Regions from separate parts of the Homo sapiens genome. Here region 1 is linked to region 2. The links are chromatin contacts, found by Hi-C or POLR2A ChIA-PET in ENCODE. All regions are on one chromosome and are shown on one strand. The core of a region is the stretch at or near the end of the contact, and the rest is flanking DNA. Distances in the headings are between cores, read along the strand shown. Region 1 overlaps NUB1 (negative regulator of ubiquitin like proteins 1). Region 2 has its middle 18 kb from the start of RHEB.

Region 1 (3,790 bases), core at 544-3,043, 170 kb before region 2:
GAGACGGAGTCTCGCTCTGTCGCCCACGCTGGAGTGCAATGGCACGATCTCGGCTCACTGCAACCTCCGCCTCCTGGGTTCAAGCAATTCTCCCACCTCAGCCTCCCGAGTAGCTGGGATTACAGGCACCCGCCATCATGCCCCGCTAATTTTTGTAGAAATGGGGTTTCACCATGTTGGCCAGGCTGGTCTTGACCCTCTGACCTCAGGTGATCTGCCCGCCTCGGCCTCCCAAAGTGCTGGGATTACAAGCGTGAGCCACTGTGCCTGGCCAGGATTTAATTTTTTGAAAGCTAGGCTCAGTAGATTTTATTTAAATAAATATTTTACGTTTATTTTAATATCGTCAGCATGAAAATGTAACAGTGTTGAATATTAATGCTACTAAAATTGTAAACCAAAGCAATGTTAATAAAAGTACACTCTAAATGAAATTTTTTATTTTTATAATTTTTTTTTTTTCTTTAGAGACAGAGTCTCTATGTTGTTCAGGCTGGTCTCAAACTCTTGGGTTCAAGTGATTTTCCTGCCTCGGCCTCCCAAAGTGCTGAGATTACAGGTGTGAGCCACCACACCCAGCCTTCTAAATGCAATTTATACCAGGCTTTAAGAAACCACTTTGCCCCAAGCAAATGATCAGGTTTAAATATAGTTTTATATATAATAATAAGTGTTGATTTCTCAAAACTAAAAGGATGACATGTACCCCTCTAATATGAGACCTCTGCTTTGGGTTTTTTGTGTGTTTGTTCATTTTGTTGGTTTTCTTCTCTCTCTTTTTTTTTTTTTTGGCTGCACAAATAAATACTCACTCCTGGGTCAAACTTGAGATAAGTGCATATTGATTTTATTTTTAACTGACATGAGGCCATTTCTGCCCACGCTCTTGATGCTTAGTAAAACATGAACGAGCCTGTTAAAGCAACATGCAGGAGATGGAGAAGTTCGGCCACATGCCCATTGCTTTCCTGCGAGTGGCAGGAGAGTCTTCTGTCACTGGGACCAGAATGTGCCTAGAGGCAGGAAATCTCAACACGACTGTGAGATCAGACCACAATCCACAAAGCGCTGCTGTTTCTCTCAAAGGCAGGTTCTCAGGCTGAGCCGTAGATTTGGAGAAAGCACCCCTCACCCAGCTCCACATCTGTGTGTCTGCGTGCACACGTGTGTAAAACATGGTGTATGTGTTCTCAAACATTCACGAAATTAGAAATGTTGAGAGAGATGAAAATAAATATAAAAATACTGCTGTGATACATTTTTCTTGCCGCACCCACAACTGGACTGTGTACATGGGCCCTCTTTAGGAGACTACTGTTTTAAAGAGTAAATGACAAAATTAAAGTCCTTTTTTTTTTATTCCATGCATATTTTGATAGGCAGGACAGGAAGCTTGAGGCCATGTGGATTTTGTAGTTTTATACAAGAGCATTCTTATTTTTAGTAGAACACCAATGAACATAAAGAGAGAAAACCTTGTTCATATACAATGTGTGGTTCCAAATGTTCTTATTGAAGACTTGAGACCTAGATTGGCATTAGGAATTTTTAATGTAATCATAACTTAAAATTAGTCACCTTGATGGCTGTCTTTGTCAGTGCTCCTCCTGGAGCACACTGACTTCTGTTGCTGTCTTTCTTCCCTTTGCTGCGCCTGGGTTCAGCCTGCTGCCACGAATACGGAGTCAAATTTTGCCTGCACACAGGCCCTCAGAAATCAGCTGGGCCGTTAGAGCCTGGTGCTTTCTGGATTGTTTTTCCCCCAGCTTGAATATGATTGAACATGAATGCCTTGTCAGAGCCGTCATCAGCTGAGGCATTCATAGTACGTAGGGATTTTTTTGGTGTCTTTAAAGAAGTGGTGTTCAGCCCTGGCTGTACACTAGAATCAGCTGGGGAGACTCTGGCAGTATAACCACCAGGCCCAACCCCCAGAAATTTCTGTTATGTTTGGTCTGGGTGGGATCAATGATTCTTAAAGAAAGAAAGAAAGAAAGAAAGAACGTTGCTCTGGCCCAGGTGATGCTGATTTGCAGTCAGGATTGGAAGTCACAGCTTTAAAGCATGGTCTTCCCCGTATTTGCTGAGGGCCTCTGAAACAGTGGCCCTGGGTTCTGCTTCCTATCAAGGGGCTGCATGTGTGTCCTGGGGCAAGTGGTGGTAAGCTTTGATTCCTAAGCCCTGATTTCTGATTTCTCTTTCTTTCCCCCATTAGAAGGATGAGATTATAAACACAGCTCCCTTCCTAAACATTAGGATCTCTCTTTTAGAGCAGTCAGCCTTTGAATATATACCAAGAACGGGGAAAGAATTCCAGTCATTCACAAAAAGGTTTCAAATGCTAAAAATGTTTCAAATGCTGCTTGGCAGTGATGTCACTGTCCTTCTCTTTCCAGTGAGTGTTGCAGAGAGCTGCTGGACACAGTGGATAACTACGCCGTCCTCCAGCTGGATATAGTGTGGTGTTACTTCCGCCTGGAACAGCTGGAATGCCTTGATGATGCAGAAAAAAAATTAAACTTGGCCCAGAAATGCTTTAAAAATTGTTACGGAGAAAATCATCAGAGACTGGTCCACATAAAAGTATGTTCCTGGAATTCATCTTATGTCTCGTTGAGTCCATTTCTAGCATTTGTGTTTATTCCTGTTAAAGTATTTGAACTACTGCCAGAAGGTAATTTCATTTTGATAGTAGTATGCAGTATAGTCTTTTTAAACTATATATTTATAAAGTGTTCAATGTTTTACAAATCTGGCTGTCTCTCTTACTTAGCGTGTGAGCATTTAGCCCAAAGGAACATGGTTTGCTAGTCATAGAACCCCATCAGTGATCACCCTGACCAGGAGAGAGCTGCTGACTTCTTTATATCGGTAGAGTCTAATTTGCAAGATGTAAATGCAGAAAATAGACATTTCAGCAGTAATGGTTTACGTGAATGAGTCACAGCTCAAGAGCTGTGGCTCGAGTAAGGATTTTTCTGATTTCCCCAAGTCATCAAAATCCTGCTGATGCAGACTCTCTGATACCTGGTTTGGATTTCTGCATACTTCTCTGCTGACCAGAAGGGCCACTGTGCTGCATGTCTGGAGGCTGGTGCCCTGACACTGACTCTCCTGTGTGGCATGAGGAATGTTATCATACCACAGGGGATGGGGAAGAGGGGGCTTCACTTTTGCCGTCAGTCATAGTGAAGCCATGGACATTTTAATACCTATCATGTTGCCCCTCTGGAGACCAAGGGAATGACAGAGATGAGTATTATAGACCTGTAATTAGAAATAAGGCAATTTTATCCTTTTTTTCTTCAATAATTTTAGGGAAATTGTGGGAAAGAGAAGGTACTGTTTCTAAGACTCTACTTACTTCAAGGGATCCGAAACTATCACAGTGGAAATGATGTAGAGGCTTATGAGTATCTTAACAAGGTAAGAAAAGTAAAGTTGTAACCAATTTTCACCTCCTTTTAAAAAACATTCCCAGAAGTTAAGGATTTTAACTTAGTAGTTTGTGACTTGTGAGAAACATGCCTGTGCTTTCTCCGTGCACAGGAGATGTTGAACCAGAAACATATTTGTATATGTTAGAGTACAGCCAGATGCTGTAATGAGACTTCAAAAAGACAGTGACTTTAATTGGATAGAAGTTTATGGCTCACTCATCTTGCCGTCTAGAGGTGAGCCAGGCCGGAGCAGTGAGCAGCCCGCCAGCCTCAGCGAGGCGTCCTAGGTTGCTCCTGTCAGTGCCTCTTCCAGCCAGCAGAGGGGGCAAGAGAGAGTCCAGAGCAGGCCA
Region 2 (4,121 bases), core at 1,408-3,907:
CTGTTGCCCAGGCTGGAGTGCAGTGGCACGATCTTGTCTCACTGCAACCTCCACCTCCTAGGTTCAAGCGATCCTTCTGCTTCAGCCTCCCAAGTAGCTGGGACCACAGGCATGTGCCACCATGCCCCACCATGCCCAGCTAATTTTTTTGTATTTTTAGTAGAGACGGAGTTTCACTATATTGGCCAGGCTAGTCTTGAACTCCTGACCTCATGATCCGCCTGCCTCAGCCTCCCAAAGTGCTGGGATTACAGGCGTGAACCACCGAGCCCAGCCAGGCAGTTCTTTATAGCAGTGTGAAAACAGACTAATGCACCAGGAGTGGTGGCACACCTATAATCCTGTCTACTTGGAAGGCTGAGGCAGGAGGAGGAGGATCACTTGAGCCCAGGACGTTGAGGCTATAGTGAGCTACGATCTCGCCACTGTACTCTAACCTAGGTGACAGAGCAAGACCCTGTATGAAAGAAAGAGAGAGAGAAGAAAGAGAAAGAGAGACAGAGAGAGGAAGGAAAGAAGAAAGAGGAGGAAGAGAAAGAGAAAAAGAAAGAAAGAGAAAGAGAGACAGAGAGAGGAAGGAAAGAAGAAAGAGGAGGAAGAGAAAGAGAAAAAGAAAGAAAGAGAAAGAGAGAGGAAAGAAAGAAGAGAAAGAAAGAGAAAAAGAAAGAAAGAAGGGAAAGAAAGAAAGAAAAGAAAGAAAGAAAAAGAAAGAAAGAAAGAAAAAGAAAGAGAAAGAAAACGTTCTTCTTTGAAAAGGCAATGGACTTCATATGTGGATGTAACATAGAGCTAAGTTACACTTCAACACTGAGTATAGTCAAATGTTCATAAAAACAAATACCATTTCTTTGGTCTTCGTTATGGACTGAATGGCCCCCGCCAAATTCATATGTTGAAATTGCATCCTCAGTGTGATGGTATTTGAAAGTGGGCCCTTTGGGAGGTGATTAGGTCATGAGGGTGGGGGCCTCATGAATGGGATTAGTGCCCTTAAAAGAGGCCTGAGAGCTAACTCACCTGCTTTCCACGATGTGAGGATACAAGGAGAAATCAGCCATCTGCAACCCAGGAGAGGGCCCTCATCAGAACCGACCATGCTGGCACCCTGGACTTCTAGCCTCCAGAACTGTGAGAAATAAATCTCTGTGGTTTATAACCTACCCAGTCTACGGTGCTTTGTTATAGCACCCGAAGAGGCTAAACTAGTCTTAAACATGAACTTTCATTTCTTCGCAAATATGGTCATATCCGTCTCAGAAGTTGGGTTTCTGACCTTGTTCTTTAATGATGTTGTGACGCTTGTACTGGTCCATCTGATCCTGATACTCTCTGGATTGATAAGTAGGTAACTGTCCCTGGAAAAATGGCAAGGTGGGGTAAACGTGTCTGAACGTATAAAACATTTCAGAAGAGGAACAACATCTCTTCAGAACCCTATCTTTTTTTTATTCTAAGGCAGGGTCTTGCCCTGTCACCCAGGCTGGAGTGCAGTGGTGTAATCATGGCTCACTGCAGCCTCGACCTCCCAGACTCAAGCAATCCTCCTGCCTCAGCACCTGCCCCCCATCAGCTGAGACTACAGGCACACACCATCATGCCCTGCTAATTTTAAAATATTTTGTAGAAACGTGGTTTCGCTGTGTTGCCCAGACTGGTCTTGAACTCCTGGGCTCAAGCCATCCGCCCAGCTTGGCCTCCCAAAGTGTTGGCCAAGGCGTGAGCCACCGCACCCAGCCAGAACCCTATCTTTTTATAAAAGGTTTTTGCACATTTGATGACTAATTGCCAATCTTGCTGTTTGCCTAATTTGGAGGGGGATGGTATTCACCACAAGGACAAGATATACAATTGGCTCAGACTCTCAGACTTTAAGCAAGAGAGGTTTGTGCCTTAAATCATTAGGAGAAAAGAAAAGCTGACGGATATGCCAGTTTTATTCCAGAAATGGCATCTCACCAAGGAAGTGACTTCAGTTTAGAAACAGAGCCCCTGAGTTCGAATTCCTGCTCTGCCATTTAGAATCTACATAGCCTTGGACAAGACACTCCACTTTGCCATGCCTCAGGGCCACTCGGAGACAGAGGGCACTCACCCACAGGGAGGGGTGTTCTGCCTGCGGTCTTTCCCCCTCCCTTGCCTGGTCTCCGTCTCTTCTGGGACTGGATTTAGTGTTTGATTCTGTCCTCTGTGTGACATACAGTATGTGATATGACACTGAATATGACGTTTCCTTTCAACTTGTCTTCAAATTATTCTATGATATTTACCTTCCCCTGAATTCTTTCATAACAGTAGTTCCTTTCTTGTTACTTGTTCTTTAATGTGGCTTTTGTTCAAGTTTTTATTTCCCAGCAAAGACCAACTTTCCTTTGATTTTGATGGAGGAAAGATTAGCTACATAAATCATTTGAAATTAAAGCAAACCAAACACAACACAAACATGAAAGGAATATCAAATGCTTCCCTGAATTAAAAGGGTTCCAATCCCAGCACCTCTGAAGATGGGCAGCGTCTTTACTACTTGACCTTAAAGAGGTAACCCAGAAGAAAAAAGAACTTGAGTTGTTAAGAGAAGAGAGAACAGCCAGCTGGAGAGGAACCAATGAAAAGCATTAGAGGCAGCTCTTGGCTGGAGGAAGAAAGCAGTCTGCCTTCAGCGTCTCGTACAAAAGTCTCCTGGTGCACTGTGCAGAGCCAGGCTTGGTTTAAAGTCTCTATTGTTAGCAGATGTCAGCACGACCAGGGTCAGGGTCAAACAGGGAACTCACAAAATGAGTTGAATATTTTAAAAAAAAAGAAAAAGTGATGTGCCTAGATAAACTACAAGAAAAAAAGCCATCTTTAATTGATGTATAAGAAATTTTAGCTGTTAATTTCCATGAGGATTACAAATGTTAAGATTAATGCAAGCATAAAATTAGCCAACTGTCTATAGCTCAAGAAAATTTGCCATTCAATATGCCATATATTAAACAGTAAAAATATTCAAACAGGACACTTTTGAAAATAAGCTTCATGCCCTGGTGGAAGAATGGATTATCTCAGAGAACTGAGCTCAGCAATAAATACATTCTTAAATGAAATATCCAATCCTTATTTGGGAGTGTAGCTTTATCTTAGTGTTTGCTGAGATACAGGAGTTCATTAGTAACTTGCCAGCTATGTAAGATACAGATAGACCACTAAATGAGCACACTGTGTCTGTATTGATAGTTTTATTTCCAGTGGAACTGAGATCAAGCACCGTGCTTGCTGGTTAGTTATACAGCTTTTTTTCTGGGGAAATTTTAGAAAGCTTTTTGTGCCCTAAGGGTCCCTCTGGGGTTTTCCTGCTGCACAGATTGTCATGTTCTGTGCAATGTGACTCTGAGATCCTGGTCCACAGCTGATTGGGTCAGAGAGGGGCACCTGACCCTAGTGCAGCCAGTTTCTAAGCTGGCCTGTGGCCGACTCAGAGCTCTGCTCAAAAGAGCCATCTATTCTGTGTGGTGATTGGCTTGCTCAGCCAGAGGATATTTGAATATAAGATGCAAGAGTCTGCAGTCAGAAGCAGGGTGGAGGCTGAAGGACACCCAGGGAGACTAGAGCCACGAGGCAGCAGAAGCCACGAAGCAGACAGAGCAACCATGGATGCGGGGATCACGGAGGAGTGGAGTGATGGGGAGCGACCACCGCCCACTGCTGTTCTTGGGGTGATGGCAGAAAGAGCAGGAGAGCAGGGCTGTATCCCCAACAGGGTTCCTGTTCTAAGCACGTTTGTGTGCAGGAGGCTGGCTGTGCAGCTGCCTGACCGTTCTCTGTTTCTTTTCAGTACAACCCTGTCACTAAGGTAACCAGACTATAGCTTTTTCTAGGGAGCCAGGATACCAAGCAAAGCCTTTGCTTATCAAACTGACTGGTTCTCACTAGGGGCTCTCAGAATCTCTGAGTGAGTTCGGCCAAGTGCTGGTCTTTGCATGTCGGTATTAAGCCAGAATACACACAAAGGGAGAGGAGGGTAGGCCGGCTAGTAATGCAACCAAGAGAAATATTAGGGAGTAGATAATTAAATTCTATGAAATTGAAGGATATGTCTTAGAAAGTATTTATGTATTGATTTTTGAAACAGGGTCTTGCTCTGT

What was found. Hi-C counts contacts between places; a loop is a spot of excess contacts on that map. ChIA-PET counts read pairs that join two places held with the same protein, here RNA polymerase II (POLR2A). Pooled maps may share reads with other maps.
Region 1: a loop to region 2 is called in a pooled map of left cardiac atrium, with 2.3 times the contacts of the local background. The contact joins two enhancer-like sites. A Hi-C loop is called at or near these places in 4 of 168 maps with a recorded cell type or tissue (cardiac septum, naive thymus-derived CD4-positive, alpha-beta T cell, psoas muscle and 1 more), 9 of 37 single-sample maps with no recorded cell type and 16 of 50 pooled maps. POLR2A ChIA-PET finds 5 or more read pairs at or near these places in 8 of 52 experiments (A549, A673, AG04450 and 5 more).

The regions. Positions count from the first base shown.
Region 1 is chr7:151,364,543-151,368,332 of GRCh38, forward strand. It overlaps NUB1 (negative regulator of ubiquitin like proteins 1), which reads left to right. Exons shown (of 15, transcript NM_001243351.2): 9 at 2,397-2,583; 10 at 3,319-3,426. Among named protein-coding and RNA genes, the nearest start is that of NUB1, 25 kb to the left of the region's middle. Within about 2 kb of position 1,794, at least 3 of the 41 ENCODE cell types and tissues checked have a DNase peak (open chromatin) inside an H3K27ac peak, as active enhancers do.
Region 2 is chr7:151,535,759-151,539,879 of GRCh38, forward strand. No RefSeq gene overlaps it. Among named protein-coding and RNA genes, the nearest start is that of RHEB, 18 kb to the left of the region's middle. RefSeq lists an enhancer at 3,178-3,317 and a silencer at 3,351-3,551. Within about 2 kb of position 2,658, at least 7 of the 41 ENCODE cell types and tissues checked have a DNase peak (open chromatin) inside an H3K27ac peak, as active enhancers do.